Regions from separate parts of the Homo sapiens genome. Here region 1 is linked to region 2. A link is an interaction called in ENCODE POLR2A ChIA-PET data of the cell type or tissue named here. Cell type or tissue: A673. All regions are shown on one strand. Links, peaks and the distances in the headings refer to the core of each region. The heading gives the core; the rest is flanking DNA. Region 1 overlaps FASN (fatty acid synthase). Region 2 overlaps ALYREF (Aly/REF export factor).

What was found. Peaks named below come from ENCODE experiments on the same cell type or tissue, not always from the same donor. Only the 100,000 strongest peaks of a DNase experiment are listed, where the experiment ranks them.
Region 1: POLR2A ChIA-PET joins it to region 2 with 13 read pairs; 3 of 35 experiments call an interaction of 5 or more read pairs at or near these places.

Annotation. Positions count from the first base shown.
Region 1 is chr17:82,066,754-82,082,179 of GRCh38, forward strand. FASN (fatty acid synthase) reads right to left here. Exons shown (of 43, transcript NM_004104.5): 36 at 15,256-15,407; 37 at 14,848-15,090; 38 at 14,411-14,599; 39 at 13,939-14,169; 40 at 13,617-13,837; 41 at 13,387-13,485; 42 at 12,604-12,855; 43 at 11,585-12,527. The coding sequence ends at 12,390. Among named protein-coding and RNA genes, the nearest start is that of DUS1L, 8.7 kb to the left of the region's middle. RefSeq lists silencers at 12,646-12,846, 14,406-14,606 and an enhancer at 14,264-15,149. In A673, for the core only: no CTCF peak of the experiment used is centred there; no DNase peak of the experiment used is centred there; H3K27ac peaks cover 2,158 bases.
Region 2 is chr17:81,873,972-81,889,397 of GRCh38, forward strand. ALYREF (Aly/REF export factor) reads right to left here. Exons shown (of 6, transcript NM_005782.4): 3 at 15,211-15,358; 4 at 14,549-14,612; 5 at 14,270-14,447; 6 at 13,864-14,174. The coding sequence ends at 14,160. Among named protein-coding and RNA genes, the nearest start is that of ALYREF, 9.9 kb to the right of the region's middle. RefSeq lists an enhancer at 14,434-15,426. In A673, for the core only: no CTCF peak of the experiment used is centred there; no DNase peak of the experiment used is centred there.

The DNA of each region.
Region 1 (15,426 bases), core at 5,922-13,921, 190 kb after region 2:
TCCCAGCTACTCGGGAGGCTGAGGCAGGAGAATCGCTTGAACCTGGGAGGCGGAGGTTGCAGTGAGCCGAGATCAAGCCATTGTACTCCAGCCTGGCGACAGAGCAAGACTGATCAAAAAGGAAAAGAAAAAAAAAAAAGGCTAATCAGAAACTCAAAACAATGTAACCGTTTGTGTATCACCTATCTGTGACCAGGAAGCTCCCTCCCCGATGGCTTTTGCTTTAAATTGTCCCGCCTTTCCAGACTGAACCAATTTTTTTTTTTGAGACGGAGTCGCTTTCTGACCCAGGCTGGAGTGCGGTGGCGTGATCTCGGCTCACTGCAACCTCCATCTCCCAGGTTCAAGCGATTCTCCTCCCTCAGCTTCCCAAATAACTGGGATTACAGGCACCCACCAACACACCCAGCTAATTTTAGTATTTTTAGTAGAGATGGGGGTTTCACCATGTTGGCCAGGCTGGTCTCGAACTCCTGACATCAGGTGATCCGCTGGCCTCCCAAAGTGCTGGGATTACAGGCGTGAGCCACCGCAGCTAGCCGCTATGTTCATCTTACATATATTGATTGATGTCTCATGTCTCCCTAAAATGTATAAAACCAAGCTGTGCCCCAACCACCTCAGGCACATGTTGTCAGGACCTCCTGAGGCTGTGCCATGGGCATGTCCTCAACCTTGGCAAAATAAACCTTCTAAATTAACTGAGACCTGTCTCAGATTTTCTGCATTCACAGATAGAACAGCCTTGGTGGTCTTCAGAGGTGGCCAGATGTCCCTGGTGGACTGCAAGGTTGGGTGCACACTAAGGAAAGACAGGCGAGGGCCCCAGCTGTCCACCGCCCTGGCTGAACGTGAGGCTTTGTACAAGCAAAAAGTAAAAGCCAAGTCCAAATTGTAAAAACTACCTGAATTCCAAATGCAGCCACAACCCACACACAGCGCCATCAGCAGAGGCTGGAGGCCCTACTGGTTCAGAATATTTAAGCACAGTATCGAACCAGTAATTGTAAAAGGTAAAAGATTTTTTTTTTAAGACAGAGTCTCGCTCTGTCACCCAGGCTGGAGGGCGGTGGCACGATCTCTGCTCACTGCAAGCTCCACCTCCCAGGTTCAAGCGATTCTCCTGCCTCAGCCTCCCGAGTAGCTGGGACTACAGGTGCCCGCCACCACACCCGGCTAATTTTTTGTATTTTTAGTAGAGATGGGGTTTCACCATTAGCCAGGATGGTTTCGATCTCCTGACCTCATGATCTGCCCATCTCGACCTCCTAAAATGCTGGGATTACAGGCATGAGCCACCACGCCCAGCCCAGATCATATGAATCTTTTGCCTTTTAGCCGGGCGCGGCGGCTCATGCCTGTAATCTCAGCACTTTGGGAGGCCGAGACGGGCGGATCATGAGGTCAGGAGATCGGGACCATCCTGGCTAACATGGTGAAACCCCGTCTCCACTAAAAATACGAAAAAAATTAGCCGGGCATGGTGGCGGGCGCCTATAGTCCCAGCTACTCGGGAGGCTGAGGCAGGAGAATGGCATGAACCCAGGAGGCGGAGCTTGCAGTGAGCCGAGATGGCACCACTGCACTCCAGCCTGGGCGACAGAGCGAGACTCCGTCTCAACATAAATAAATAAATAATAAAAATATAACTTATGGTGTATAACTTGTAACTATAAAGAGGTTATAATATATAGAGACATATAATTATATGAAAAATGCAGCAAAAAGGAAGAGGGAAGGGAATTATATTGGAGCAAAGTTTCTGTGTTTTACTGGAATTAAGTATTAATCTGAAGAAGATTGTGATAAATTACGATGCTTGTTGAAATCCCCATAGTAATCATAAGAAAATAAATACATTATATAGGCCAGGCACGGTGGCTCACGCCTGTAATCCCAGCACTTTGGGAGGCCGAGACGGGCGGATCATGAGGTCAGGAGATCAAGACCATCTTGGCTAACATGATGAAACGCCGTCTCTACTAAAAATACAAAACAATTAGCCAGGCGTGGTGGCGGTCCCCTGTAGTCCCAGCTACTTGAGAGGCGGAGGCAGGAGAATGGCGGGAACCTGGGAGGCTGAGCTTGCAGTGAGCGGAGACTGCGCCACTGCACTCCAGCCTGGATGACAGAGCGAGACTCTGTCTCAAAAAAAAAAAAAAAAAAGAAAATACATTATATTATATATAAAAGAAATTAAAATGGTACAGTGGAAAATATCCATTTAACACAACAAAGGCAATAGCAGAACAGAGAAATAAAAAAATACATACGAAATACATAATTTTTGTAAAAATACAGAAATTAGCCAGGCATAGGGCTAATTTAGTAGAAACCCCATCTCTACTAAAAGTACAAAAATTAGCCGGATGTGGTGGCGTGAGCCTGTAACCCCAGCTACTGGGGAGGCTGAGGCAGGAGAATCGCTTGAACCCAGGAGGGGGAGGTTGCAGTGAGCTGAGATAGCACCACTACACTCCAGTCAGGGTGACAGAGCAAGACTCTGCCTCAAACAAAACAAAACAAAAACTAAACAAAGAAAAAAAACTAGTGGCATATGTAAATCTAACTGTATCAATAATACCATTAAACGGTAATGAACACTCCAAGTAAAAGGCCAAGATTTTCGGAGTGGGTTAAGAAATAAACAAGATCCAACTATATGCTCTTTACATTCAATATACCTTATTTTTTTATTTTATTTATCTTTTTGAGATGGAGTTTCCCTCTTGTTGCCCAGGCTGGAGTGCAATGGCGCAGTCTTGGCTCACTACAACCTCCAACTCCTGGGTTCAAGAGATCCTCCTGCCTCAGCCTCCCAAGTAGCTGGGATTACAGGCACCCACCACTATGTCTGGCTAATTTTTGTCTTTTTAGTAGAGATGGGGTTTCACCATGTTGGCCAGGCTGATGTCGAACTCCTGACCTCAGGTTTTCTGCCCGCCTTGGCCTCCCAAAGTGCTGGGATTACAGGTGTGAGCTACCTCACCTGGCCACAATCTACACACTTTAGACTCAAAGACACAAACCGGTTGAAAGTGAAAATACGAGAAAAGATATACCATATAAACGGCACCCAAAAGAGAACTGGAGGCTGGGCGCAGGGGCTCATGCCTGTAATCACAGCACTTTGGGAGGCTGAGGCTGGCGGATCATGAGGTCAGGAGATCGAGACCATCCTGGCTAACACGGTGAAACCCCGTCTCTACTAAAAATACAAAAAATTAGCTGGGCGTGGTGGTGGGCGCCTGTAGTCCCGGCTACTCGGGGAGGCTGAGGCAGGAGAATGGCGTGAACCCGGGAGGCGGAGCTTGTAGTGAAGTAAGCCAAGATCGTGCCACTGCACTCCAGCCTGGGCGACAGAGCGAGACTCCGTCTCAAAAAAAAAAGAGAACGGGAATGGTTATACTAATGTCAGACAAAATAGATATGAAGATAAAATATATCACTAGAGACACATACAGACTCTTTTTCTTTCTTTCTTTCTTTCTTTCTTTCTTTCTTTCTTTCTTTTTTTTTTTTTTGAGGCAGGGTCTCGCTCTGTCACCTAGGCTAGAGTGCAGTGATGTGAACATGGCTTCACTGTAGCATCAACTTCCTGCATTCAAGCAGTCCTCCTGCCTCAGCCTGTCAAGTAGCTGGGACCATAGATACACATCACCATGTCCAGCTAATTTTTTTGTTTTTTGTAGAAATGAGGGTCTCACTTTGTCACCCAGAGTGGTCTCAAACTCCTGGGCTCAAGCCATCCTCCTACCTTTACCTCCCAAAGTGCTGGGATTACAGGTGTAAGCCACTGCACCCAGCCCATACCGATATTTTATGATGATAAACATGTCCATTCATTAGTAAGATGTAACAATTAGAAACACATAAGCACCAAACAATAGAGCCCCCAAATTAATAATGAAAAGAGTGAAAAAAAAGAAGGGAGAAATAGACAATTTAACAATAATAGTTGAAGATTTCAGTACCTTACTCTCAATAATGAAATAGGACAACTAGACAAGAAACTGGCAAAGATGTAGGAGATTTGAGAAACACTATCAATCAATCTGACTTGACAGACATTTATGGAACACTTCACCCATGGCTACACCATATACTAGGCCATTAAAGAAGACACAATAAAACATTTTCCCTCCAGCCTGGGCAACAGAGTGAGACTTCATCTCAAAAAAAAATTAAAATTAAAATAATTGGAAAGCTATTCTCTAGCCACAGTGGAATTAAATTAGAAATCAGGCCACACACACTGGCTCATGCCTATAATCCCAGCAGTTTGGGAGACTGAGGTGGGAGGATTGCTTGAGTCCAGGAGTTTGAGATCAGCCTGGGCAATAGAGTGAGACCTCAGCTCTACAAAAAAAAAGTTAAAAATTAGTTGAGTGTGTTGGCATGTGCTTGAATCACAGCTACTTGGGAGGCTGAGATGGGAGGATGTTTTGAGCCCAGGAGGCAGGGGTTGCAGTGAGCTGAGATTGCACCACTGCACTCCAGCCTGGGCAACAGAATGAGACCATGTCTAAATAAATAAATAAGAAACAAACAAAAATAGAAATTTGAGGTATGCACAAATACTTGAAAATTAATAACACACTTCTGAGTAACCCATGGGTCAAAGAAGAAACCAAAAGGAAAATTTAAAAATATTTTGAAGTTAATGCAAATGAAAACACATTTCAAAATATGTGGGATGCAATAAAGCAGTTCCTAAAAGGAAAATTTTGGCTGGGTGCAGTGGCTCATGTCTGTAATCCCAGCACTTTGGGAGGCTGAGGCAGGTGAATCACCTGAGGTCAGGAATTTGAGACCAGCCTGGCCAACATGGTGAAACCCCGTCTCTACTAAAAATACAAAAATTAGCCGGGTGTGGTGGCGGGTGCCTGTAATCCCAGCTACTAGGGAGGCCGAGGCAGGAGAATCACTTGAACCCAGGAGATGGAGGCTGCAGTGAGCTGAGATCATGCCACTGCTTTCCAGACTGGGCGACAGAGCGAGACTCCATCTCGAAAAAACAAAGGAAAGTTTTAACTATCAACACCCATGTTAGAAAAGAAAAAAGATCTCAAATCAATAATTTATGCTTTTTTTTTTTTTTTTTTTTTCCTGAGATGGAGTTTTGCTCTTACGCTCTTACTGCCCAAGCTGGAGTGCAATGGCAGGAGGAGGAGGTTGCAGTGAGCCGACGTCGCACCACTGCACTCCAGCCTGGGCGACAGAGTGAGACTCTGTCTCAAAAAAAAAAAAAAAAAAAAAAAAAAGAAAGAAAGAAAGGGCAGAAATGTCCCTATTTGCACAAACTATGGATACATAAAAAAACATGGATGGTTCTCAAAGTTATGCTGAGTGAAACAGAAAGGCCAATCTCAAGAGGTATATATGATTCAATTTATATAATGCTCTCGGAATAATAGAATTACAAAGATGGGAAACGTCACCAGGCCCCTGGCTTGGGGTGCCTTCCTTCCCCATGATGGGACACCTGCCTTTGGATTTTGCCTTCTCACCCCTCCAGGCGATGGAGGTGATGGGCTGGGGGGCCACAGCCAGGCTGGGTTGACCCTCGGAACTGGCCAAGCTTCCAAGACCCTCTCTTTATCATGAAGTCTGCTTTTTCCATTAACAATATAATTACACCTGCTTTTTAATTCTTACTGTTTTCTTGGATTTTTTTTTTTTTGAGATGGAGTCTCACTCTGTCTCCCAGATTGGAGTGCAGTGGCGCGATCTCAGCTCACTGCAAGCTCCTCCTCCCAGGTTCACGCCATTCTCCTGCCTCAGCCTCCCGAGTAGCTGGGACTACAGGCGCCTGCCACCACGCCTGGCTAATTTTTTTTTTTTTTGTATTTTTAGTAGAGACAGGGTTTCACCGTGTTCTTTAGGATGGTCTCGATCTCCTGACTTCGTGATCCACCCGCCTCGGCCTCCCAAAGTGCTGGGATTACTGGCGTGAGCCACCACGCCCGGCCAAATAGTATTGTTTTAGTGTTCTATTTTATATCCTCTATTGGCTTCTTAGTGATTCTTCATTGTATTGCTTTGTAGTTGTTCTAGGGCTACTCAACATATATCCTAAGTTTTCCAAATGTCTTTAGAATTAATATCATACAATTCATACCGGACACTTCCCTCTTTCTATCATACTTCCAGCTGCAGAAATGTAATAAATGTATGAGTATAGTTTCCTTGAGCCCTCGGTGACATACATTTCCTTGTTCCTTGTTGACGTATATTTTACAGCTACAAGAGTTACAAAGGCCACCCTACAAAACTTTTTTTGTACAGTGGTGCAGTCATGGTTCACCGCAGCCTTGACCTCCCAGGCTCAAGCGATCCTCCCATCTCAGCCTCCCAGGTAGCTGAGACCACAGGCAAGCACCGCCATACCCAGCTAATTTAAATTTTTTTTTGTGGAGAAGGGATTTCATCATGTTGCCCAGGCTGGTCTGGAACTCCTGGGCTCAAGCAGTCCTCCTGCCTTGGCCTCCCAAAGTGTTGGGATTACAGGCGTGAGCCACCATGCCCAGCCGGATGTGATGTTTTGATTGTTTTTTTTTTTTGAGACAGGGTCTGGCTCTGTTGCCCAGGCTGGAGTGCAGTGGCATGATCTTAACTCACTGCAACGTCTACCTCCTGGACTGAAGCGATCCTCCCACCTCAGCATCCCAAGTAGCTGGGACTACGGGCACGCACCACCACACCTGGCTAATTTTTGTATTTTTTGTAGAGATGGGTTTCACCATGTTGCTCAGGCTTGTCTTGAACTCTTGAGCTCAAGTGATCCACCTGCCTCGACCTCCCAGGCGTGAGCCATTGCACCCAGCCAATTTGATGTATGTTTAACTCATTACTGCTATGATTCATTTTGACGCTCGAATCGTCCTAGATTTGGCCGGTGCAAGCCCCTGCATGCAGTCTGGCTCTTGTGTTCACATCACTGTTTTTGTTGTTTTTGTTTTCTGAGCGCTTCCTCGTTTTCTGTACTTTCCCTCCCCCAACCCTGGAATCAAGCATGTTTTGTAGGGAGCCCTGGTTTTGTCAGTGGTAGTGGTGTTTAGAGACCACGATTTTAGTAACAGGTGTCCTCATTACTTTGGGGCTATTGTTATTTTCAGGCTTTTTTAGCAGACCAAATTTAAAATGACGTTAATACAGATATGCACACATGTGCATGCGTATATCGTTTTAAAGGCATGCGTGTACTGATGACTGATGCCTTCAGTTACAGTCCATCACCTCCGCTATCTTCTCTTTCTCCCATTCTGTATTTCTCTTCTGTCCCATTTACAATACATCTTCTAAAAAAGATCAAGATTTGGCTGGGGGCGGTGGCTCATGCCTGTAATCCCAGCACTTTGGGAGGCCAAGGTGGGCAGATCACCTGAGGTCAGGAGTTCGAGACCAGCCTGACTAACATGGTGAAACCCCATCTCTACTAAAAATACAAAAATTAGCTGGGCATGGTGGCAGGCACCTGTAATCCCAGCTACTCAGGAGGCTGAGGCACAAGAATTGCTTGAACCCGGGAGTCAAGGTTTGCAGTGAGCCAAAATGGCACCAGTGCACTCCAGCCTAGGTGACAGCGAGACTCTGTCTCGAAAAAAAAAAACAACAAAAAAAAAACTAGATGTTTTTGGAATTCTTTCTATCTTTAGAACATGCCCACGGAAGGTGGTTCAGGTTTTCTCTTCCGTGTGGTTACCACATCAGTTTAATGTGCAGTTTGGTTCATTTGTTTCTGTTTATCCTCAACTTTAGTTTTGTCCCCGTTTGTAGATTTAATTTTTTTTCACATATATAAGCTGAGGGTTAGGGTTAGTTTTGACTTTCCAAAACATCAAAACTGTATTGAAAGGCATATCAGAGAAAGGTCCCTTTTACTACTATTTCTTCGACTCCTTTCCACTCACACTGGACTTATCCTTCCTGTGTTTCTTTCTGCAAAAATAAGGACACACACACATACATACTCTTATTTCTCCTTATCTTTTTTGTTTGTTTGTTTTCTTTTTGAGATGGAGTCTTGCTCTGTTGCCCAGGCTGGAGTGCAGTGGTGCAATCTCGGCTCACTGGAAGCTCCACCTCTTGGGTTCAAGTGATTCTCCTGCCTCAGCCTCCTGAGTGGCTGGGATTACAGGTGCCCGCCACCACGCCTGGCTAATTTTTGTATTTTTAATAGAGATGGGATTTCACCATGTTGGTCAGGCTGGTCTGGAACTCCTGACCTCATGATCCACCCACCTCAGCCTCCCAAAGTGCTGGGATAACAGGCGTGAGCCACCGTGCTGGCCTCTCCTTATTTTTTGTTTGTTATTTTTATATTTTATTTCTTAATTCTTTTTTTTTTTGAGATGGAGTCTCCCTTTGTCGCCCAGGCTGGAGTGCAATGGTGTGATCTCGGCTCACTGCAACCTTCGCCTTACAGGTTCAAGCAATTCTCCCACCTCAGCCTCTTGAGTAGCTGGGATTATAGGTACCCGCCACCATGCCCGACTAATTTTTGTATTTTGTAGAGACGGGGTTTCACCATGTTCGCCAGGCTGGTCTTGGACTCCTGACCTCAGGTGATCCACCCACCTCGGCCTCCCAAAGTGCTGGGATTACAGGCATGAACCACCACCCCCGGCCCATTACTTTTTGTAGAGATGAGGTCTTGCCGTTTTGCCCAGGCTGGTTTCAGACACCTGGTCTCTCTTTTTTTTTTTTTTTGAGACGGAGTCTCGCTCTGTCGCCCAGGCTGGAGTGCAGTGGTGCGATCTTGGCTCACTGCAAGCTCCACCTCCCGGGTTCACGCCATTCTCCTGCCTCAGCCTCCCGAGCAGCTGGGTCTACAGGCACCGGCCACCACGCCCGGCTAATTTTTTGTATTTTTAGTAGAGACCGGGTTTCACTGTGTTAGCCAGGATGGTCTCGATCTCCTGACCTCGTGATCCGCCCGCCTCGGCCTGCCGAAGTGCTGGCATTACAGGCGTGAGCCACCGCGCCCGGCCTATAATAAGTACTTTAATGTCTTTGGCTGCTGATTCCAACATCAGTGTCCGGCCAGGGTCGGTTTTGATTGATTTTCTCTCCCTGTGGGTCTTGTTTTCCTGCTTCTTTGGCTGCTAATTTTTCACTAGTTGCCCCAGGGATTGTGAATTTTACCTAAATATTTTTGGGCTTTGTTCTGGGATGGAGTAAGTTTACTTGGAAACAATTTGAGGCCAGGCACAGTGGCTCACACCTTTAATCCCAGCACTTTGGGAGACCAAGGTGGGCAGATCACCTGAGGTCAGGAGTTTGAGACCAGCCTGGCCAACATGGTGAAACCCCATCTCTACTAAAAATGCGAAAATTAGCCGGGCGTGGTGACGCGTGCCTATAATCGTAGCTACTCGGGAGGCTGAGGCAGGAGAATGGCTTGAACCTGGGAGGTGGAGGTTACAGTGAGCTGAGATTGCGCCACCGAACTCCAGCCTGGGAGACAGAGCAAGATTCCGTCTCAAAAGAAAAAAAAAATTTATGCTTTGGGGTCTTGTTTGTAAGATTTTTGTTTTGTTTTAGGTGTACCAGCGCTAACTAGTAACCAGCTAATAGATCTTGGGCCTTGAGACACACCCATCTGAGTATTCAATGTCTCACGAATTCTGAGGTTTTCTAGTCTGGTTGGTAGGAACAGGCACTGGTTTCCAGACCTGTGCAGTATCTGGCACTGTTCCGTCTAATCCTCCTGCTGGTTTCCTGCTCGCACGCATTGAAGGTGCTTGGCCTGGTGCTCACAGGAGAGCCCCCGTAGCCTCCTGCCTGGCGGTCCCGGGACAGCCCCTGCACCCCGCCACTGTCTGCCAGCTCCCCCCGGGTGCTCTGTCCTGCAATCCTCAGCCTCATTTTCCCCCCGGACTCTCAGCTCCACTTCCTCAACTCGGGGGGTCTGCTGGACTCCACCTCTCACTGTGCCCGGCCTGGAAGCTGCCAGGCAGAAGGCTGAGGTTACCCTAGGGCTCCTGGCACCTTGTTCCCACCCAGGGGTCACCGTCCTTCTTTGGCGGAGGCCTGGTATCCCCACAGCCAGCACCTCCTGTCCTTTGCCTGGATTTTCAGCTGTTTCCGGTGGGAGGGTGAATCCAGGCCTCGCTACTCTCTGGATCAGAACTCCAATTCGTTACATTAATTTTCATTTTAATTCGAAAGAAAAAATAACTGAAGTGAAGATAATTGTGTGACTTAAGGTAACTGTATCTTCATAACAAAGATACGTGGTTTCTCTTAGGTCTCCCTGAAGCTCATTTGCAACTTGGATGCACCTCAGGCCCATCAGAGCGCCTCCTCCCCTGGCAGCAGCTGAGCCAGGAACTTCAGAGACCCCTGGACACCACATTCCGGTACCGGAGAGCCGGGAGAAGCAGGAGGGGTGACAAGAGCCCATGTGCTGGGCACTACCCGCCTTGCCCTGCAGGGCCTGAGGCTGTGGAGCTAAAGCAGTTTAGTTCTGAGGCCACCCCCAGATAGGCCTGTGAGCCTCTGTCCTCCCTGGTGGCCCTGAGCCTGTGTGCACGGCTGGGGTGGGAGTGGCCGGAGGAGGGGTGGAGAGAGGCCAGAGGGGACCACGGCTGAAGGGAGCAGCTGCCTAGTGTTGGGGGACCGCAGGAGGGGTGTGGCTGAGCCTCGCTCCGATGCCCGCCTGCTGTCCACACTCACGCCTGGACACTGCCCACCTGCAGCCGCTGCACCAGGCCCACCCCCCCAGCAGGGCCCGTGGTGTTCACTGTAGTCCTGGCCCACTACCCTGCCCTGGGAGATGGCCCCTGCGCCCACCCCTCCCCTGCCTCTCCAGCAGGGGCTCTCCCAGCCCCCCACCCACCTCTGTGCCTTGGCACTCACACTGAAAGGGCCTCTTCTGTGGGCATGCTGTGCCTTCCGGAACCCCGGGCTGGCCTGCTTTGCCCATTCCCGAAATCCAATCCTGGCTCTCGCTCCTGCCCATGCCTCTACCCCAAGCTCATGTCCACCCAGCGGCCCCCCGCACAGCCACCCGTGGGGTGCTGCCCTTATGGGTCCTGGAGGCTGTGTCCACCCCACCCCTCGATGCCGGGGGTCCAGGTGCCCAGGGCTCCCTGTCCCTTGCTCCCTCCCAGCCTCCACTCCTTTGCCTAAACCCAAGTCTTCTGGGTCAACCTGGCCAGCCAGTGGCGCTATTGACACCGTCTTGGTGAGGCTGTGACGGCATCTTTGGCAGGGCGAATGCCTGCAATCCACTGACTTCAAGCAAATACTATTCTCCACGAGGGGCCTCTCCTCAGCTGAAGCCAACTTCCCAGTGTCTGTACCTCCTACACGTTTCTCACTGGTGGTGTTTCTTGGCCAGAGCCTCGGTACCCCCCCCCCCGCCAGTCCCAGCGCTTTCCCGGGAAGCCCGGGGCTGCCACGCGGGCTCCTTCCTCACTCCCCGGCCCAGCCCCGGCTCTGGGACATGGCCTAGGGGTGTGTGGGAACTGGGGACCAGAGGACAGAGGGCATCCCCTTCACGGCCCCGTGACTGGGTGGGGTGGAGCTGGAGAGCTTGCAGCTGCCAGGTCAGGGAGGAGGGAAGAAAGGACGGTGGTGGAGATCACATGCGGTTTAATTGTGGGAGGCTGAGAGCAGCATTTTTACCAAATTGGTGTAAAAATGAAACGGGGTCCAGACGTGTACACTGACAGTTACAGTAAATTTCAAAATCCAAGCAGCAATTTGAATCATTTCTTGAAAAACAAACACAGACAAACACCAAACATGGAGTTGGTGCCCGGCGCCGGGCATAAGGGCAGCACCCCACGGGTGGCTGTGCGGGGGGCCGCTGGGTGTGGCCGGGCCCTGTGTGCCTGTGCAGGGGCCCAGCTCCTCGGGGACTGGCCCACGACCCCCCACTCAGCGGGCTGAGCCAATGCCTGGCCGAGAGGGGGCCGCAGCCAGCAGGCTTGGGTGGCTGCCCGCGCCCGCAGGGGACATCGGGGAAATGGGGGCAGAGTGCGGGACCCACACGCTGCCTGAGGAGTCTTGGCAGGGTGGACAGGCCTGGGGGTCTCTACCAGCAATGCAATAAATATGCAAATCCAAGCACAGAAAGACCAAGCGCAGACCCCACGGGCGCACGAGGCCCAGCCCAGTTCCTGCGGGCACGGGCACCACCGGCTCTTCACAGACCAGGAGTCTCCAAGTCGGCAGCTCTGGTGTCCCCGAGGTGCCGTGGGAGGCGGCGGGTGGGTGGGACATGCCTAACACCTACATCTAGCAGCCTCGGGGGGCAGTGGCACTGGGCCGGACAGGGTCCCACCGGCAGGACCCTTCAATCCCGTTGCATGGCGGGGGTGGGGTGGGGTGGGGTGGGGATGGTGGAGTGACCTCCGGTGGCAGGCGGGGGCACGGGCCTAGCCCTCCCGCACGCTCACGCGTGGCTCAGCCAGGGAGCTGTGGATGATGCTGATGATGGACTCCAGGCCGCTGCCCTCCAGCAGCGTGCGGTGGTCACCCTCGATGACGTGGACGGATACTTTCCCGTCGCATACCTGCAGGGGATGCGATCAGCTGCCGTCCCACCCCACTCCTGTCCCTGTCCCCGTTCCCGTCAGGCCCCTTGCGCACCTGGGAGAGGTTGTAGTCCGCGCCCAGGTCCTCGCCGTAGGCGCCACCCGTCTTGGCGCGCAGTAGCATCACGTTGCCATGGTACTTGGCCTTGGGTGTGTACTGCTCAGCGGCACGCAGCTTGTAGTAGAAGGACCGGGCCGCAAAGCTCAGCTCCTGGCGGTCCAGGCCCTGGTGGCTCTTGATGATCAGGTCCACGGCGGCTGCCACACGCTCCTCTAGGCCCTTCAGCGGCAGCAGCGCCTCCAGCACCTGTGGGGTCGGGCTCTGAGCAGGTGCTGGCAGCACCCACAGCACCGGCCTGCCCTGTGCTACACTGCGGGTGGGCTTTTTTTTTTTGAGACGAGTTTCATTTTTGTTACCCAGGCTAGATGGAGTGGGGCGATCTCAGCTCACCGCAACCTCCACCTACCCGGTTCAAGCGATTCTCCTCCCTCCGCAACCTCCACCTACCCGGTTCAAGCGATTCTCCTCCCGAGTAGGTGGGACTATAGGTGAGTGCCACCATGCCTGGCTAATTTTTGTATTTTTAGTAGAGAAGGGGTTTCTCCACGTTGGTCAGGCTGGTCTCGAACTCCCGACCTCAGGTAATCTGCCCGCCTTAGCCTCCCAAAGTGCCGGGATTACAGGCATGAGCAACCGCATCCGGCCGGGATCGGCTATTAAAGGGGTGAAGTTGGGGGGCCTTTAACGCTCTTCGCGTCCCATCCCATCCTTCCCTTCCCCCTTCCGTTCCTGCCCAGTACTCTGGGTCCTGCGGCCTCAGGGGTGTCCAGGACCCACCCTGTTGTGCTCCATGTCCGTGAACTGCTGCACGAAGAAGCATATGGCCTCCGTCTCAGCCTCAGCCTCACAGCCTGGGGTCAGCTTTGCCCGGTAGCTCTGAGAGGAAGGAGGGACTGCTGAGCAGATGGAAGGGGCGGGGCCTCCTAAGCGACGGTCCCCCAAAGCCAGGGCACAGGTGGGGAGCCCAGACGTTTGCCGTAGGCCTCTAGGACCAGCCTGGCTCTCACCTGGGTGTAGGCCAGTACGTAGGTGGGCGAGCCGTCGAACAGGAAGAGGCTGTTGTGGGTGGGGGCTGGGCTCTGCTGGGCCTGCAGCTGGGAGCACATTTCAAAGGCCACGCAGGCCCCGTAGGAGTAGCCGGCCACGCGGTAGGGGCCCTCGGGCTGCACCTGCCTGATGCAGTCGATGTAGTAGGCAGCCAGGCTGTGGATGCTGTCAAGGGGCGCAGCTGCAATGGCAGTGCCGGGCACTCAGCATGTGCAGGCGGCAGCCACGGGCCCCGTGATGGCCAGCACTGACCACCGCTTCCAGAGGAGGGCCCGGGAGTACCTCGGGTGCACTGCAGGCCATAGGTGGGGATGCTGAGCCGGGAGGCCAGGCTGTGGAACACGGTGGTGGAGCCCTCGATTGGGTGCACCAGGAACAGGGGCCGCTCCGAGCTCTGCACGGAGTTGAGCCGCATCAGGGTGGGGCCCTCCGGGTTCACCAGCAGGGAGCGCAGGTTCAGCTGAGTCTGCTGCTGGGCCAGACCATCCTCCTTGGGCGTGGGGCATGCCAGCTCTGTGAAGACAGGGGCAGATGCCAGGCTGGTCTGGGTGCAGAGCCCTGGCACCCACGCAAGGACACACAGACACGCACGCAGGTCCCCACGGTGCTACGTCAGGTGGGAGTCGGGGTGGGAACGCTCAGAATGGCACCCGTGACGAAGGGCGGTATGCCTGCCGGGACACGGTCCAGACAACAAGGAGGAAGGGCTGGGGAGGCCCGGGGACCCCACTCCCGCCTGGCCACCCACACGCACCGCTGGCCTCATCCGCCTTTGAGGACAGCTCCTGCAGTTTCCGGAGCGTGAGTTGCCGCACCTCGCGCACGGACAGCACCAGGTTGAGCTCACGCTCCAGCGTCTGGCGCACCTCCACGCTCATGAGCGAGTCCAGGCCCAGGTCCGCCAGTGAGCTGTCCAGGTTGACAGCAGCCAAGTCGCGGATGCCTGGAAGGGATGCGCCGGGTCGGCAACTCCAGAGGGGGCATGGGGACGGCCTGTATGCGGCAGGGCTGACACCCAGGGGTGCGTGGGCTGTGCATCTCCCAAAGCACCACCACCACAGTGACACCTGCGCCCGCACCCTGGCTCTGCAGATGGGGAAACTGAGGCGCACAGGGGCACGACTGCTATGTCCCAAGACCCTGATGCCAGCAGGGGAAACACCTGGCGCGGCTCCTACTGGGAGTGCTCACCCAGGATGTGTGCCACGGCCTCCACCAGGTCCCGCTGGCTGTCCCTGTCCCTATAGGCCGCAGCCTTCTCAGCCAGCACAAAGCTGCTCAGGACCATGTGGGGCTGGTTCAGGAAGAGGTCCAGCACCTCCAGGCAGGACGCCATGCGCTGGGGCAGCGTGCCACTGACGATCGTGTCGTTGGTGCTCATCGTCTCCACCAAAATGCCCACGTCGCCGATGGCGCCCCACTGCACGGCCAGGCCTGTGGGGGAGGGGGCAGGTGGGCAGAGCTGCGGGGAGGTCGGGGTGGGGAGTGGCCACTGGGAGAGGGTGGGGTGGGCAGGGCTGCGGGGAGAAGGTGGGGGTGGGGAGTGGCCACTGGGAGAGGGCAGGGTGGGCAGGGTCGAGGGGAGAGGGTGGGGCCCACCTGGGAGGCCTTCGTGCCGGCGTTTCTCACAGATACGCTCCATGGCGGAATTGGCAAAGCCGTAGTTGCTCTGTCCCGCATTGCCACGCCCGCAGCTCACAGAGGAGAAGACCACAAAGTAGTCCAGCTCAGGGCACGCCTCTCGGGTCACCCTGTGGGCACGCGTGTCAC
Region 2 (15,426 bases), core at 4,601-12,600:
ACCTGCTGTGCTTGATCCCAGCTGTACAAGTGTGAAGCAGTGTCGTGTCACACTGTGAGTCGCACCTGCACTTCCCCAATGAGTCTTCCTGGGCAGAAACCTATTTAAATCTTTTGCTCATTTTTAATTGGGCTGTCTGATTAAGCTATGAGTACTTACATATCCTGTATACAGTCCTTTATCAGATATATGAGGCTGGGTGCAGTGGCTCACGCCTGTAATCCCAGCACTTTGGGAGGCCGAGGCAGGCGGATCACCTGAGGCCAAGAGTTTGAGACCAGCCTGGCCAGCATAGCAAAAAAACTGTCTCTACCAAAAATACAAAAATTAGCCGGGTGTGGTGGTGCACGCCTGTAGTCCCAGCTATTCGGGAGGCTGAAGCAACACAATCGCTTGATCCCAGAAAGCAGAGGCTGCAGTGAGCTGAGATTGCCCCATTGCACTCCAGCCTGGGCAACAAGAGCAAAACTCTGTCTCCAAAAGAAAAAGATAGGTGATTTGCAGACATTTTATGTGGTTTGTCTTTCATTTTCTTAATGATGTCTTCTTAAGGGCAAAACCTTTTATTCTAGTGCAGTAGTTTTTTCCACATGGTGCATGCCTTTGCTATCCTAAGAACTCCTGAGCTGAGGTAGGCGGATCACTTGAGCCCGTGATGTCGAGGCTGCAGTCAGCTATGATTGTACCACTGCACTCCAGCCTGGGTGACAGAGACCCTGTCTCAAAAACAAACTCTTAGCCCAACCGGATATTGTAAAGATTCTCTCTCATATTTTTTCTGTGATCTTCTGCTATATTTTATGTTTGCTGACATTTAGATATACAGTCCGTATTTGGGTTAACTTTTCGTATGGAGTGAACATCTTTTCTGTGTGTAGGAACATCCACCTGTCCTGGCACCCCTTGTTGAGAAACTATCGTTTCCCCCAATGCAATGTCTCACCACCTTTGTTGAAAATTTATTCACCATAGGCCGGGTGCAGTGGCTCACGCCTGTAATCCCAGCACTTTGGGAGGCCAAGGCAGGCGCAACACCTGAGGTCAGGAGTTTGAGACCAGCCTGCCCAATGTGGTGGAACCCCGTCTCTACTAAAAATACAAAAATTAGCCGGGCGTGGTGGCACATGCCTGTAGTCCCAGCTACTCGTGAGGCTGAGGTGGGAGAATGGTGTGAACCCGTGAGGCAGAGGTTTGCAGTGAGCCAAGATCGTGCCATTGCACTCCAGCCTGGGCAACAAGAGCAAAATTCCATCTCAAAAAAAAAATTTTTGTTCATGTAAATCGAAGGGTTTATTACAAAAATTAGCTGGGCATGGTGGCGCACACCTGTAGTCCCAGCTACTCTGGAGGCTGAGGTGGGAGGATCACCTGAGCCTGGGAGGTCAAGGCTGCAGTGAGCTGTGATCATGCCACTGCACTCCAGCCTTGGTGACAAAAGGAGATCCTGTTGCTGGGCATGGTGGCTCATGCCTGTAATCCCAGCACTTTGGGAGGCCGAGGTGGGTGGATCACCTGAGGTCAGGAGTTCAAGACCAACCTGGCCAACATGGTGAAACGTGGTCTCCACTAAAAAATATAAAACTAGCCAGGCATGGTGGCACATGCGTGTAATCCTAGCTACTTAGGAGGCTGAGGCAGGAGAATTGCTTGAAACCGGGAGGCAGAAGTTGCAGTGAGCCGTGATAGCGCCATTGCACTCCAACCTAGGTGACAAGAGCAAAACTCTGTCTCCAAAAAAAAAAAACCAAAAAAAGGCCAAGTGCGGTGGCTCACGCCTGTAATCCCAGCACTTTGGGAGGCTGAGGCAGATGGATCACCTGAGGTCAGGAGTTCAAGACCAGCCTGGCCAACATGGTAAAAACCCCATCTCTACTAAAAATACAAAATTAGCCGGGCCTGGTGGTAGGTGCCTGTAATCCCAGGTACTCGGGAGGCTAAGGCAGAATTATTGCTTGGACCTGGGAGGCAGATGCTGCAGTGAGTTGAGATGGCACCATTGCGCTCTAGCCTGGGCAGCAGAGAGACCCTGTCTCTCAAAAAAAAAAAAAAAAAAAAAAAAAGGACAAAAAAAGACAGACAGACATATATGTCTTTGCCAATGCTACGTCCTAAAATGATGGCATCACATTAACTGGCTTTCTTGCATTACTAAAAGGATGAACTTTTAAAATAATTTTGTTATTTAAAAACCTTGTTTATTTTTATTTGTTGAGATGGAGTCCTGCTCTGTTCCCGAGGCTGGAGTGCAGTGGTGCGATCTTGGCTCACCACAACCTCCACCTCCCAGGTTGAAGCAATTTTCCTGCCTCAGCCTCCCGAGTAGCTGGGACTACAGGCACGCACCACCATGCCCAGCTAGTTTTTGTATTTTTAGTAGAGGCGGGGTTTCACCATGTTGGCCAGGCTGGTCTTGAACTCCCGACGTCGTAATCCTCCTGCCTCAGCCTACCAAAGTGCTGGGATTACAGATGTGAGCCACCGTACCCGGCCAGAAACAACTGTTTTTTAATTTTTCTTTTGAGACGGAGTCTGGCTCTGTTGCCCAGACTGGAGTGCAATAGTGCGATCTCGGCTCACCGCAACCTCCGCCTCCCAGGTTCAAGCGATTCTCTCCTGCCTGAGCCTCCTGAGGAGCTTGGGACTACAGGCACACGCCACCACGCCCAGCTAATTTTTGTATTCTTAGTAGAGACGGGGTTTCACCATTTAGGCCAGGATGGTTTTGATCTCTTGACCTTGTGATCGCCTCAGCCTCCCAAAGTGCTGGGATTACAGGCGTGAGCCCCTACACCCGGCCGAAACAACTTTTTAAGATAGAATCTATGTTGTTCAGGCTGGATTCAAGTTCCTGGGCTCAAGTGATCCTCCTACCTCAGCCTCCCAAGCAGCTGGGACTATAGGCATGTACCACTTCGTCCAGCTTCCGGCTTTTTCCATGGTTGTAAACTGCCTATTCATGTTCTTGGTGGTAAATGTTTCCCAAGGTTGTTTGTCTTGAATTTGTGAGATTGTCTGATTTGCAGAAGTTTTTGTTTGAGAGTCTTGCTCTGTCACCCAGGCAGTACAGTGGCACGATCTTGGCTCAGTGCATCCTCCACCTCTGGAGCTCAAGGGATCCTCCCACCTCATCCTCCCGAGTAGTTGGGACCACAGGTGGCACCATCATGCCCAGTTAATTTTTTTCTTTTTATGTTACAGCAATGAGTCTGGGTACTTTTTGCATTTTTTAAATGTTTTTTGTAGAGATGGGTTTTGCCATGTTGCCCAGGTTGGTGACTTACAGAAGTTTTTTTTTTTTTTTTTTTTTTTTTTTTTTTTTTGAGACGGAGTCTCGCTGTCGCCCAGGCTGGAGGGCAGTGGCCGGATCTCAGCTCACTGCAAGCTCTGCCTCCTCGGTTTACACCATTCTCCTGCCTCAGCCTCCCGAGTAGCTGGGACTACAGGTACCCACCACCACACCTAGCTAATTTTTTGTATTTTTAGTAGAGACGGGGTTTCACCGTGTTAGCCAGGATGATCTCGATCTCCTGACCTTATGATCTGCCCGCCTCGGCCTCCCAAAGTGCCGGGATTACTGGCATGAGCCACCGCGCCCGGCCTACAGTTTTAAAAAGTCCTTACTGTCCTGCAAAGATAGGGACTCTTTTACCTAACAATACCATGAACACACCCACCAAAACTGACAATGCTTTCTGACATCTAATAGTCTCTGCTCAATTTTCCCCAAGTCTCTTCTTGCAATTGTGTCCCCACATCAGAATCTGGACAGAGGCCGTGCTGTGCACTGGGATGCCCACTGCCTCTATTTCCTCTTCTGCGCTTGGTGCCACCCAGGCGTCCAGGAGCCAGTGTGTTTTGCTGACAATGTCCTGTGTTCTGGATTTGCTGGGCTGAACCCTCCAGGTGTCCTGTGAACCCTCTCCCATCCTCTGCACTTCTTAGGCAGGATGAGCCCAGTTCGAGTTTTAGAGGCGGTGCTGGGGGCCTCCTGCTGCTTCACGTCATTGGACTTGTCTTCTGGTCCTACCTGTAGTGAGGTATGGTTGGTTCTGGGAAGCTGGGCTGGTCCACCCATTATCAGTGGCCTCCTCAACTGTCATCTTCAATTTTCACTGTTTCTCACATGCATCATTTTATTGGACACTTCAAAGTGGTGATTTTCTAATTTTGGGTGTGTTTTTTTTTTTTTTTTTTGAGAGAGTCTTGCTCTTTTGCCCAGGCTGGAGTGCAGTGGCGCACTCTCGGCTCACTGCAACCTCCACCTCCTGAGTTCAAGTGATTCTCATGCCTCGGCCTCCCAAAGTGCTGGAGTTACAGGCATGAGCCACCGTGCCTGGCCTGATTTTCTAATTATTTCTGTATTTCTTAGCTGGAATTATTTCTTTTTTTTTTAAAGGACCCCGTCATCAATTGTTGCCCCAAAATTATAGAGTTCATACAGAAAAGACAAATTAAATGCCCGATTCTTTCCTTTTATTTGCCAATTTTTATGAGTCAGTGCCTTACAACTTCCAAAGGTAAACATGAGGCTTCTTTCCTTAAGCATCATCATGAACTCTTAGATGTTCATTTATTCAACACAAACTAAAAAAGGAATGTTAAGTCTTAAGATATCATTAATACTAACTTGCATTACTTGTTTATGAAGGATTAATATACTAAATAGAATATATGCTCACATTTTTATATGTAGATATTAATTTACAAGTAATTAACATGCTAAAACATTTTATAATTCGCTTCAATAACGTGTATAGATAACACAAAAATTAACTCTGGCCTACCTTAGGCTACATGATCACAGACAAGCTGATGTAATTAAAATGAGAAGATTTATTTCTTGGTACTTTCATGGCTTTATTTTTACATTAAAGTCTTTTATGATGTATTATTTATTGCTATCTTCCACCAAATGCTTGGCCAGTCAATCCCAGGGTGATCTTAATAATAACAACTAATACATGTAAACCATAAACATTTATGAAAATTATATATCCTCATATAAATTTCATAACATATGTAAGTTACAAAAGAAAGAAAAAGTCAACGAGGATATGGGGGAAGCCAAAAGGAATACAAACTAACAAATGAACCTAACTATGTACAAATTATGCAAATCACATAATTTGCAGGAGGTGGAAAGAAAGAAAAGAACTCATCTAGGCAACTTTTGAAACCAGTACTTAGATGCTACAGGTCAAACACAAAAACAACAGTACACGATTAAGGAAGTAAGGTGCCTCCATAGTGACTGCGCCTCCCTGGGGCACAGGTTGAACAGTTCACCTACAGCACTGACATGGCCTAAGCGAATGTCCTGTCAATCTGAGAGCCAGGTTTCTCCCTGTCACAGGAAGAAACTACACATAAGGAAAGGGGCAGGTGAGACAGGAACAGCAGGAACTAGACAGCTACAGAAACCAACAGGGCGGGTAAATGCACAAGCACGTGTCATAGATCCACTTCCCAGCTCTGTCCCAGGAGGGCCCAGAAGCAACAAGCACAGCCAGTGCCCAGGTCTTGGTTGCTAAATCCCAGTCTCCAGTGAGGGAGGGCTCCCTGGAGAAGCAGCTGGGTGCAGAGCTGGGACAAGGAAAACTGAAGACATCCCAAAATAAACAAGTGCTTAAATAAGGATAGGGCACAGGAGACAATCTCCAGGAGCTCCCAATGGCCAAAGCGTGGAAACAGTATCAGATTATGACTCACAGAATCCAACAAACAGCCCTTGCGTTCATACTGATATATAAAGAAAGAAATCGTAGGTCAGGCGCAGTGGCTCATGCCTTTTGGGAGGCCAAGGCGGGCGGATCACTTGAGCTCGAAAATTTGAGACCAGCCTGAGCAACATGGGTAAACCCCATCTCTACAAAAAATACAAAAAGTCAGCTGGGCATGGTGGTGAGCACCTGTGGTTCTGGTTACTCAGGAGGCTGAGATGGGAGATCACGTGAGCCCGGGAGGTCGAGGCTGCAGTGAGCCGTGATCGAGCCACTGCACTGCAGCCTGAGCCGCAGAGCAAGACCCTGTCTCAAAAAAAAAAAAGGGAAAAAAGCTGAAGGGACTGCTCTTTCTTAGAGATGAATTCCAATTAATAAACGTCAAAGGAATGAGGAAAATGCAAAAATCACCTTTGAAAACTAAGTTAATAATTACTGCATTGCAAGACCCACCAGTGGATGCTGAAATTAATTAGTGGGTAGGCCGGGCACGGTGGCTCACGCCTGTAATCCTAGCACCTTGGGAGGCTGAGGCAGGTGGACTGCCTGAGCTCAGGAGTTGGAGACCAGCCTGGGCAACACGGTGAAACCCCGTCTCTACTAAAAATAAAAAAAATTACCTGGGCATGGTGGCGCGTGCCTGTAATCCCAGCTACTTGGGAGGCTGAGACGGGGGAATTGCTTGAACCTGGGAGGCGGAGGTTGCAGTGAGCTGAGATGGCGCCATTGCACTACAGCCTCGGCAAAAGTGAGACTCCATCTCAAAAAAAAAAAAAAAAGTGGGTAAAACTTGGAAGTGAAACAGACATTCACTTAGTCTGGAAGTATCTCCCCAAGGTATTTATGGATGACAAAGGGAAAACAGTAACTATGTAGGGGAGAAGCCCCGGCAGCCGCTGCCACCACCTGAACTAACAGGACCAGGAGTTGGACAGACTGACATTGCATATCTCCACTATGCATTGAGAAGATGACATCCCAGCTGTGGTATTCATGCCAAAAAATAAAATAAACCAGCAGGGCGTGGTGGCTCAGGCCTGTAATCCCAGCACTTTTGGGAGGCCAAGGCGGATGGATCATGAGGTCAGGAGTTCAAGACCAGCCTGGCCAGCATGGTGAAACCTTGTCTCTAATAAAAATACAATAATTAGCCGGGTGTGGTGGCGGGTGCCTAAAATCCCAGCTACTCAGGAGGCTGAGGAAGGAGAATCGCTTGAACCTGGGAGGCAGAGATTGCAGTGAGCTGAGATCACACCACCGCACTCCAGCTTAGAAGACAGAGAAAGACTCCGTCTCAAAAAAAAAAAAAAAAACAAAAAACAAAACCTTGTCCAGTCATAAGGTCAGAGTCCCCAGTGTGAGGGACATTCTACAAAATAGCTGAGAGTACCCTTTAAAAGTGTCAAGGTCATAAAAGACAAAAGCTTCTATAAATCTGAATATAAAAATAACACTTCAGAAAATTCATAAATAGAGAAATAGGCTGACATTAATAGGCTATGTTCGGTGTGGTGGCTCAGGCCTGTAATTCCAACACTTTGGGAGACCAAGGCAGGAGGATCCCTGGAGCACAAGAGTTCAAGACCAACCTGGGCAACATAGTGAGACCCCATCTATACAAAGTTTTAAAAATCAGCCAGGCGCGGTGGTGGGTGTCTGTAGTCCCAGCTACTAAGGAGGCTGAGGTGGGAGATCCCTTGATCCCGGGAGTTCCAGGATGCAGTGAGCTGTGTTTGCGCCACTGCACTCTAGCCTGGACATCAGAGGGAGACCTTGTCTCAAAACACAATTTTTCAAAAATTTAGTTTTTTAAAAAAGATATTGAGATGCTACAATGTCCATTTCAGGAAGAATATCATAGCACTTTTGAGACAAGTTTCTTTTTTTTTTTGAGACACAGTCTCGCTCTGTCACCCAGGCTGGAGTGCAGTGGTGCAATCTTGGCTCACTGCAAGCTCCGCCTCCTGGGTTCACGCCATTCTCCTGCCTCAGCCTCCCCAGTAGCTGGGACTACAGGGGCCCGCCACCACGCCTGGCTAATTTTTTGTATTTATAGTAGAGACGGGGTTTCACCATGTTAGCCAGGATGGTCTCGATCTCCTGACTTTGTGATCTGCCTGCCTCAGCCTCTCAATGTGCCGGGATTACAGGCGTGAGCCACTGCGCCCAGCCTGAGACAAGTTTTTCTACAAAATGTAATGACATTAAGGTAATATGAAGAGACATGATCCTCATCTTTATGTAACTGGAGTTCAGGTATTCATTACGCTCAACAATATCAACCTTTTATGATGCTATTTTGTTGAATGTGATGAATGCCACTGATAATAGGACATTTAATTCCATTTAGAATATCTGTATTTCCAAGTAAAGTCCTAAATCTGCCAGGGTGGAGATTTATCCATGGTAAAGTCTATTCAATCCAGATATAAAAAAGATAGAGATTGAGGGCCAGGCGCGGTGGCTCACACCTGTAATCCCAGCACTTTGGGAGGCCGAGGTGGGCGGATCACAAGGTCAGGAGATCAAGACCAGCCTGGCCAACATGGTGAGACCCTGTCTCTACTAAAAATACAAAAATTAGCTGGGCATGGCGGCACGTGCCTGTAATCCCAGCCACTTGGGAGGCTGAAGCAGAAGAATTGCTTGAACGGGGACCCGGGAGGCAGAGGCTGTTGTGAGCTGAGATTGCACCACTGCACTCCAGCCTGGGCTACAGAGCGAGACTCTGTCTCAAAAAAAAAAAAAAAAAAAAAAAAAAAGAGAGATTAAAGACATTTAAAAAAAAGATTACAAAGAAGAAACTGCAAAGCAAAATCACAATGAGATATTACTTCACACCCAGTAGGATGACTAAACTAAAAAAGGTAAGTGTTGGTGAGAATGTGGAGAAATTGGAACCCTCATACATTGCTGGTAGAAATATAAAATGCTGCAGCTGCTTTGGAAAAGTCTGGCAGTTCCTCAAAAAATTAAACAGTTACCTCATGACCCGGCAATTCTACTCGAGAATTGAAAAGATGTTAATATAAAATGTATACAAAAATGTTCACAGCAGCATTATTCTTATAAAGCCACGGAGTGGAGACAACCCAAATGTCCATGAACAGATGGACAAAAAAAAAATATGCGGTATATCCATGTCAGTAGTCGGCCATAAAAAGGAACAGTCTTAGACATGGTACAGCACAGATGCACCTTAAAAATGCTGGCTGGGGACAGGCGCAGTGGCTCACACCTGTAATCCCAGCACTTTGGGAGGCTGAGGCGGGCAGATCACGAGGTCAGGAGATAGAGACCATCCTGGCTAACAAGGTGGAACCCCATCTCTACTAAAAATACAAAAAACTAGCTGGGCATGGTGGCTGCTGCCTGTAGTCCCAGCTACTCAGGAGGCTGAGGCAGGAGATTGGCAAGAACCCAGGAGGCGGAGCTTGCAGTGAGCCGAGATCGCGCCACTGCACTCCATCCTGGGCAACAGAGCAAGACTCTGCTTCAAAAAAAAAAAAAAAAAGAAAAAGAAAAAAAAAATAACCGGGCAAGGTGGCAGGTACCTGTAATCCCAGCTACTTGGGAGACTGAGGCAGGAGAATTGCTTGAACCCAGGAGGCGGAGGTTGCAGTGAGCCGAGATTGCGCCATGGCACTCCAGCCCAAGTGACAAGAGTGAAACTCCATCTCAAAAAAAAAAAAAAAAGAAAATAAAAAAACTTGCTGGGCGTGGTGGCATGTGCCTGTGGTCCCAGCTACTTGGGAGGCTGAGGTGGGAAGATTGCTTGAGCCCAGGAGTTTGCATTTACAGTAAGCTATGATTGAGCTACCACACTCCAGCCTAGAGAGCAAGACCCTGTCTCTTGAAAAAAGAAACCCGGTCGGGCGCGGTGGCTCACGCCTGTATTCCCAGCACTTTGGGAGGCCGAGGGGGGCGGATCACGAGGTCAGGAGATCGAGACCATCCTGGTGACCACGGTGAAACCCCGTCTCTACTAAAAATACAAAAAATTAAGCCGGGCGTGGTGGCGGGCGCCTGTAGTCCCAGCTACTCGGGAGGCTGAGGCAGGAGAATGGCGTGAACCTGGGAGGCGGAGCTTGCAGTGAGTGGAGATTGCGCCACTGCACTCCAGCCTGTGTGACAGAGGAAGACTCCGTCTCAAAAAAACAAAAACAAAAAAAACCATAGGCTGGGCGCAGTGGCTCATGCCTGTAATCCCAGCACTTTGGGAGGCCCAGCTGGGCGGATCATGAGGTCAGGAGATCGAGACCATCCTGGCTAACCCGGTGAAACCCCATCTCTACTAAAAATACGAAAAACTAGCTGGGCATGGTGGCGGGTGCCTGTAGTCCCAGCTACTCAGGAGGCTGAGGCAGGAGAATCGATTCAACCCGGGAGGCGGAGGTTGCAGTGAGGTGAAATCATGCCACCACACACGTCTGGGAAACAGGAACGAAACTCCATCTCAAAAGAAAAAAACAAAAAACGAAAAAACAACCTCTAAAATGAAAGACTGTATCCCTAGATTGCTGAGAGGTAAATGAAATGTATGTAGAACATCCAGCAGAGGTGCAGCCTCAGACACTGGCTGACCATTTGTGCAACCTGAGAGAGGCGTGCTCTTGCAGCTTGAGTTCCAACCATGCCCCACACTCCACTCCCATTAGGCTACACTGCAACCTATCACTTGTATGTTTCCTATATTAGACCATCAGTTCACTGCATGTTAAGAACCAAAAGTTACCATTTACATGACAACTCTGTTGCCAGGTACAGACATAGCCATCTCATGAGATCTAAAAGGATGTCTGAGAGCAACACTGTAGCCCTTTAACCCACGTGAGGCTGAACAGGATTCAATCAGCTGCCCAGTGTAGACTGCTCCTTAGATCTCCGTGCACACCAGCCAGAAACCAGAGCACTGTGGGAGCGTGTGCACGCTCACATCCGAGACCCTCTCCAGGGACCTCAGGCTGAAGACGGAGCTGGGCAGACCATGAGCCACCCTGGAAGAGCTCCAAGTCCCACAGGAATGCTGCCTCTCCTGCCCGGGGCTGGCCAGTTCCTACTCTCAGCCCATGCCGGCCAGGGAAAGGGACCAGGAAGAACAGGGCTTCCCTTTTCTCCCCACCCTGAGTGTAATTTCGCTTGTCGACACTTAAGTCATGTGTCCAACCTGGGCCAATCCCTGTGCTTTCTTTTTTTGCCCCGAGATGGAGTTGTGCTCTTTTTCACCCAGGCTGGAGTGCGATGGCGCGATCTCGGCTCACTGCAACCTCCACCTCCTGGGTTCAAGCGATTCTCCTGCCTCAGCCTCCGGAGTAGCTGGGATTACAGGTGCATGGCACCATGGAACCACAGGACAGCCAGAGGCAGAGGGGGTTCCCCAAGTGCCCATGGGGCACAGGCTGCCAGTTCAGTTTGTCAGCCATAGCTCGCTGTCTGAGCAAAGCATCACTCAGTCACCATGTGGGGGGCAGCAGGGCACTGGGCAGTGTGGAGTGTCCGCCCTGCAAGGCCCTGTGCCCGGAGGACTGGCAGCACCCTTCAAGAGGGGACCAGACAGCCCAGCTGGCCAAGGCCTCATGTCTACTTGCTGTCTGTGCAGTCAGTGGAAGAGCCCTGCTCTTCTTTCTCTCACAAGCACCCTGCTGGAACAATAAATTAAATAGTCCTCTGGCCTTGGAAGTAAAATAAGGTTTTGTGTTTTATGAATAAGGAAATGAAGATTGGGTATGATGAGGCTCAGCCCAGCTACCTGACCTGCTGCCCACCAGAAGCCCCGGTGGCTTCCAGACCCAGCCTCTATCCTAGTTATAAATGGCCAGCCCCACCTCCACCACAGGCACAGAATCAGGTCATTCTCCTTTGACCACTCGGCAGCACCTGCCTCAATGACCCCACCACTGGCCCCCCAGCAAATACCAGCTGTTGCTTCTATGACATCATTCTCTCTACTTCCTTTACCTCCAACCCTCCCAAGACCATGCCACATATGGACACGACTTCGACGTGTCCACGTGCTATCAGCTGACAAACTGGAGAGGTCCGGCTCTAGGCAACGCTCTCCTGCGGGCCAGCTGGTGCCTCTGCCCAGCCTGTCCAATGCTGACGCCCCTCAGCTGGCTCCTTCCTGGGGCCTTCTCTCCAGTGACACCTACCCACCCAGTTCCCCAAGGCCTCATATTACTTCATTCCCATGCCCCTCACTCCCGAGAATGCCAGGAAGTCCCAAATCCTGGTCATTCCTCCCTCCAAATGCCTGTTACACCACTACTGCACAACCAAAGCAATGCTGCTTGTCAGTCCTGTCATTTGTCACACCCTGCAGGGGCTGACCACACCAGTCCATCAGGTGCCCTCTCCACTTCCTAAGCAGCAGGGAGCCAGTCCTAGCACGGCCCCAGAGAGCAGACCCCCTGCCTGGCATGGGCCTGCTCAGGCCTTGCTCCAACACCGAGGCCCGGGCCAAGGGCACCTGCTTGGGGATAACCTGACTCTAACTCACTGCACTGGTGACATTTTCTGTCACATTCACAGCGACTACAGCTGGGGACTTAGTAATCCTTTCTCCTGCTAGACTGGGCTTCTGGAAGGGCCAAGATTAGTCATCCTGTTCATCTGGGTTCCTAGACTGTGGCCCTGGCTGGCATTGGGCAAGCTGCTTAGATGGCAGCTGCTGATCTGTAGTGACATCTGTGACCGACAGCGAAAGAACCACCCTTAGTCACACTCCCTTGCCCATGACTCAGCCAGGCCCATCCCAGCGTGGAAGCAAGCTTAGCCTGGGATGTGTGCCCGCAGGAGCCGCTGGTGCAGGGAAAGGTTTCTGCAGACACGGCATGCATTCCTGTCTGTCTCTCCACTACCACTGCCCACTGCCCTGGGCTTCCTTACATCCCAGCTGTGGGACAGTGGGGTCAGGCAGAACTCTGGAGCTCCCTTGTCCCCCTTCCCATCTCATTCTCAAAGTGCTGTCACCAACCCAGCATCAGGGGGCACAAGGCTCTCTCTCCACTGCCCAGCTTGGAGTGCAGTGGCATGATAATGGCTCACAGCAGCCTCAACCTCCAGGGCTCAAGCGATCCTCCCACCTCAGCCTTTAGAATAGCTGAGACCACAGGAGCACGCCACCACACTCAGCTAACTTTTGTATTTTTAGTAGAGATAGGGTTTTGCCATGTTGCCTAGGCTGGTCTCGAACTTCTGGGCTCAAGAGATCCTTCTGCCCTGACCTCCCAAAGTGCTGGGATTACAGGTATCAGGCGTTGCCCTACTCCTTTTTGAGACGGAGTTCACTCTTGTTGTCCAGACTGGAGTGCAATGGCACAATCTCGGCTCACTGCAACCTCCACCTCCCTGGTTCAGGCGATTCTCCAGCCTCAGCCTCCCAAGTAGCTGGGATTACAGGCATGCACCACCACACCCAGCTAATTTTGTATTTTTAGTAGAGACGGGGTTTCGCCATGTTGGCCAGGCTGGTCTTGAACTCCTGACCTCAGGTGATCTGCCTGCCCCAGCCTCCCAAAGTGCTGGGATTACAGGCGTGAGCCACCGCGCCCAGCCGCCCCACTCTTAAATGGACGGATTATCACAGCTTCCACCAGCCACTTCATCAAATATACAACTAAGAGAGGATCCTCATGCCTTGCTCCGTGGCAAGGTTAAAAACAACAACAAAAAAACAAACAGAAAAAGGAATTACACTACAAAGTCAAAACTGCTGAATCCACGTTTCTCTGAAAACCAGAGTACAAGAAGGAAAGGAACAGCCCAGAGATGTTCTGGCTGTGGGAAGCCTGTGGACGGCACACAGGGCAGCCATCCCACCCCAACCTCCCCTCACCTGGAGGCACAGGCACAAGGGTCAACAGGTGGCTCCCGGGCAAAGGTGTCCTCCCACCTGGTGAGTTAGAGAGGAAGGTGTTAGGTGTGAGGCAGGAAAGAAGATAAGAAAGAAGACAGGCAGCTTCGGCCCTCCAGGAGCGGGGACCCCCCGCCACCCCCACAACCCATGCCAACTTCAGGTGTCCAACACCAGATGGGGCTGCTCCCTCCATCCCCAACTCAGGTTCTCCCACCCCCTCCCAGCTGGACAGACACCAAAATCCTGGCCCAGGCCTGGACTCCAACAGTGGGACGAATCAAACAGTTCCAGTTCTACACACATTTCTATTTTATTATGGAAAAGGTGGAAACGCCACCTTCTCCACAACAGCAACCAGTAAAATTTATCCCAAAAATAACTCGGTACAAAACAGGTCTGTTTCAGAATTAAAAAAAAAAAAAAAGAAAAAAAAAAAACCTTTACATGAGTTTTTAAATCCTATTTTAAAACATAAAAGAAACAAATCCATCATTGGCCGCACAGCCCCAGCCACCGCCCCCCAACCAGGGAGCAAGAGGAGACGCCTGGGTCCTGTTCCGCACGCGGATTTGCTGGTCTGTTTAACTGGTGTCCATCTGAAACACAGAGGAGAAAGAGGCTTGCATTCACAGGCGGCCTGCTCCCCACTGCGGCTTTGACCAGGCCCCCAGCTGGCTCCCCCGGGACTCACTCTCGCATTATAGGCGTCCAGCTGGGCATCCAGCTCCTCTGCCGAAAGCTGCTGCTTTGAATTCCTGCCGGCACCTCTGCCTCTTCCACGGGCGCCTCCGCGGGTGCCTCTCCGGGTGCCTCCACCACCACCAAAACCTCCAGCGCCACGGTTTCTAGTCATGCCACCTCTGTTTACGCTAGCAAGGAAGACGAAACCGTTCACACACCCGGAAGGACCCTAAGAGCGACGCAGCCTCACCCTCGGCCAATCCCCTTCCCCAGAGGCCCCGGAAGTCACCTCTGTGCAGGCCTCCGCTGTGCGTCAATCTGTGACGTGACAAGCTGAATGTTCATGGGGCGGCCTGCGGCAAAGAATACGAGAAGGCACGTTCTATTGAGAGGCTCTGAAACCCACCCAGCTGGCGCCACACCCTGGTCTCCATGCAAACACTGGAAAGGGCCTCTGTGCGTCTCAAATGCCCCCGACAAGGGAAATGGCCTGGAGATACTGGTGGGAGAACAAAATGGCAAGGAAGCAACCCCACCAACACCTCCTCACTCCTTCTCAGTCCAGACTAGGTGGGCTGCTCGCTGAGGTATCGGGGTGCTCGTGGGTGGAGAGGTGTGGGTGACCTGACGAAGAAGAACCGGTACCTTTGTCTTTACGACTACAGCCCCGCACTCAGAGGTGTACTATGGCGGTTCTGAGAAGGCTTCACAGAAGTGAATCTTCCGGAAGGAGCTGAAGGAGGGGAGGGATGTAGCTTGCTGGATGGGGGTTCACAAGAGGTTGGTCCAGATGTGTGGGGCAGCATGAGAGGTGGCAGATGGAAGAGAGAGACAAAGGGGCAAATGCAAAGTGTCCTCAGCCACAGGGGTACCCCATATTCCTACCTGGACAGGTGCCAGCCCCAAACTCCACAAGCCCCACAGTCAGCGTGGGTCCACCCCCAGACTCACCATCCAGAGGGACGCCGTTGTACTGCTTCATGGCCTTCAGGGCATCTGCCTTCCGCTCAAAGTGCACGTCTGCTGTTCCTAAGCTGCGACCAGAGCGATCATAGTGCACAGCCGCCTTCTTCAGCGTTCCAAATTCAGCAAAGAGTTCCTGGGAGTTGCAGAGAGCAGTTGTCAGAAAAGCAACAAAACTGCGTTCCTTCTGGTGGCCCAGGGACA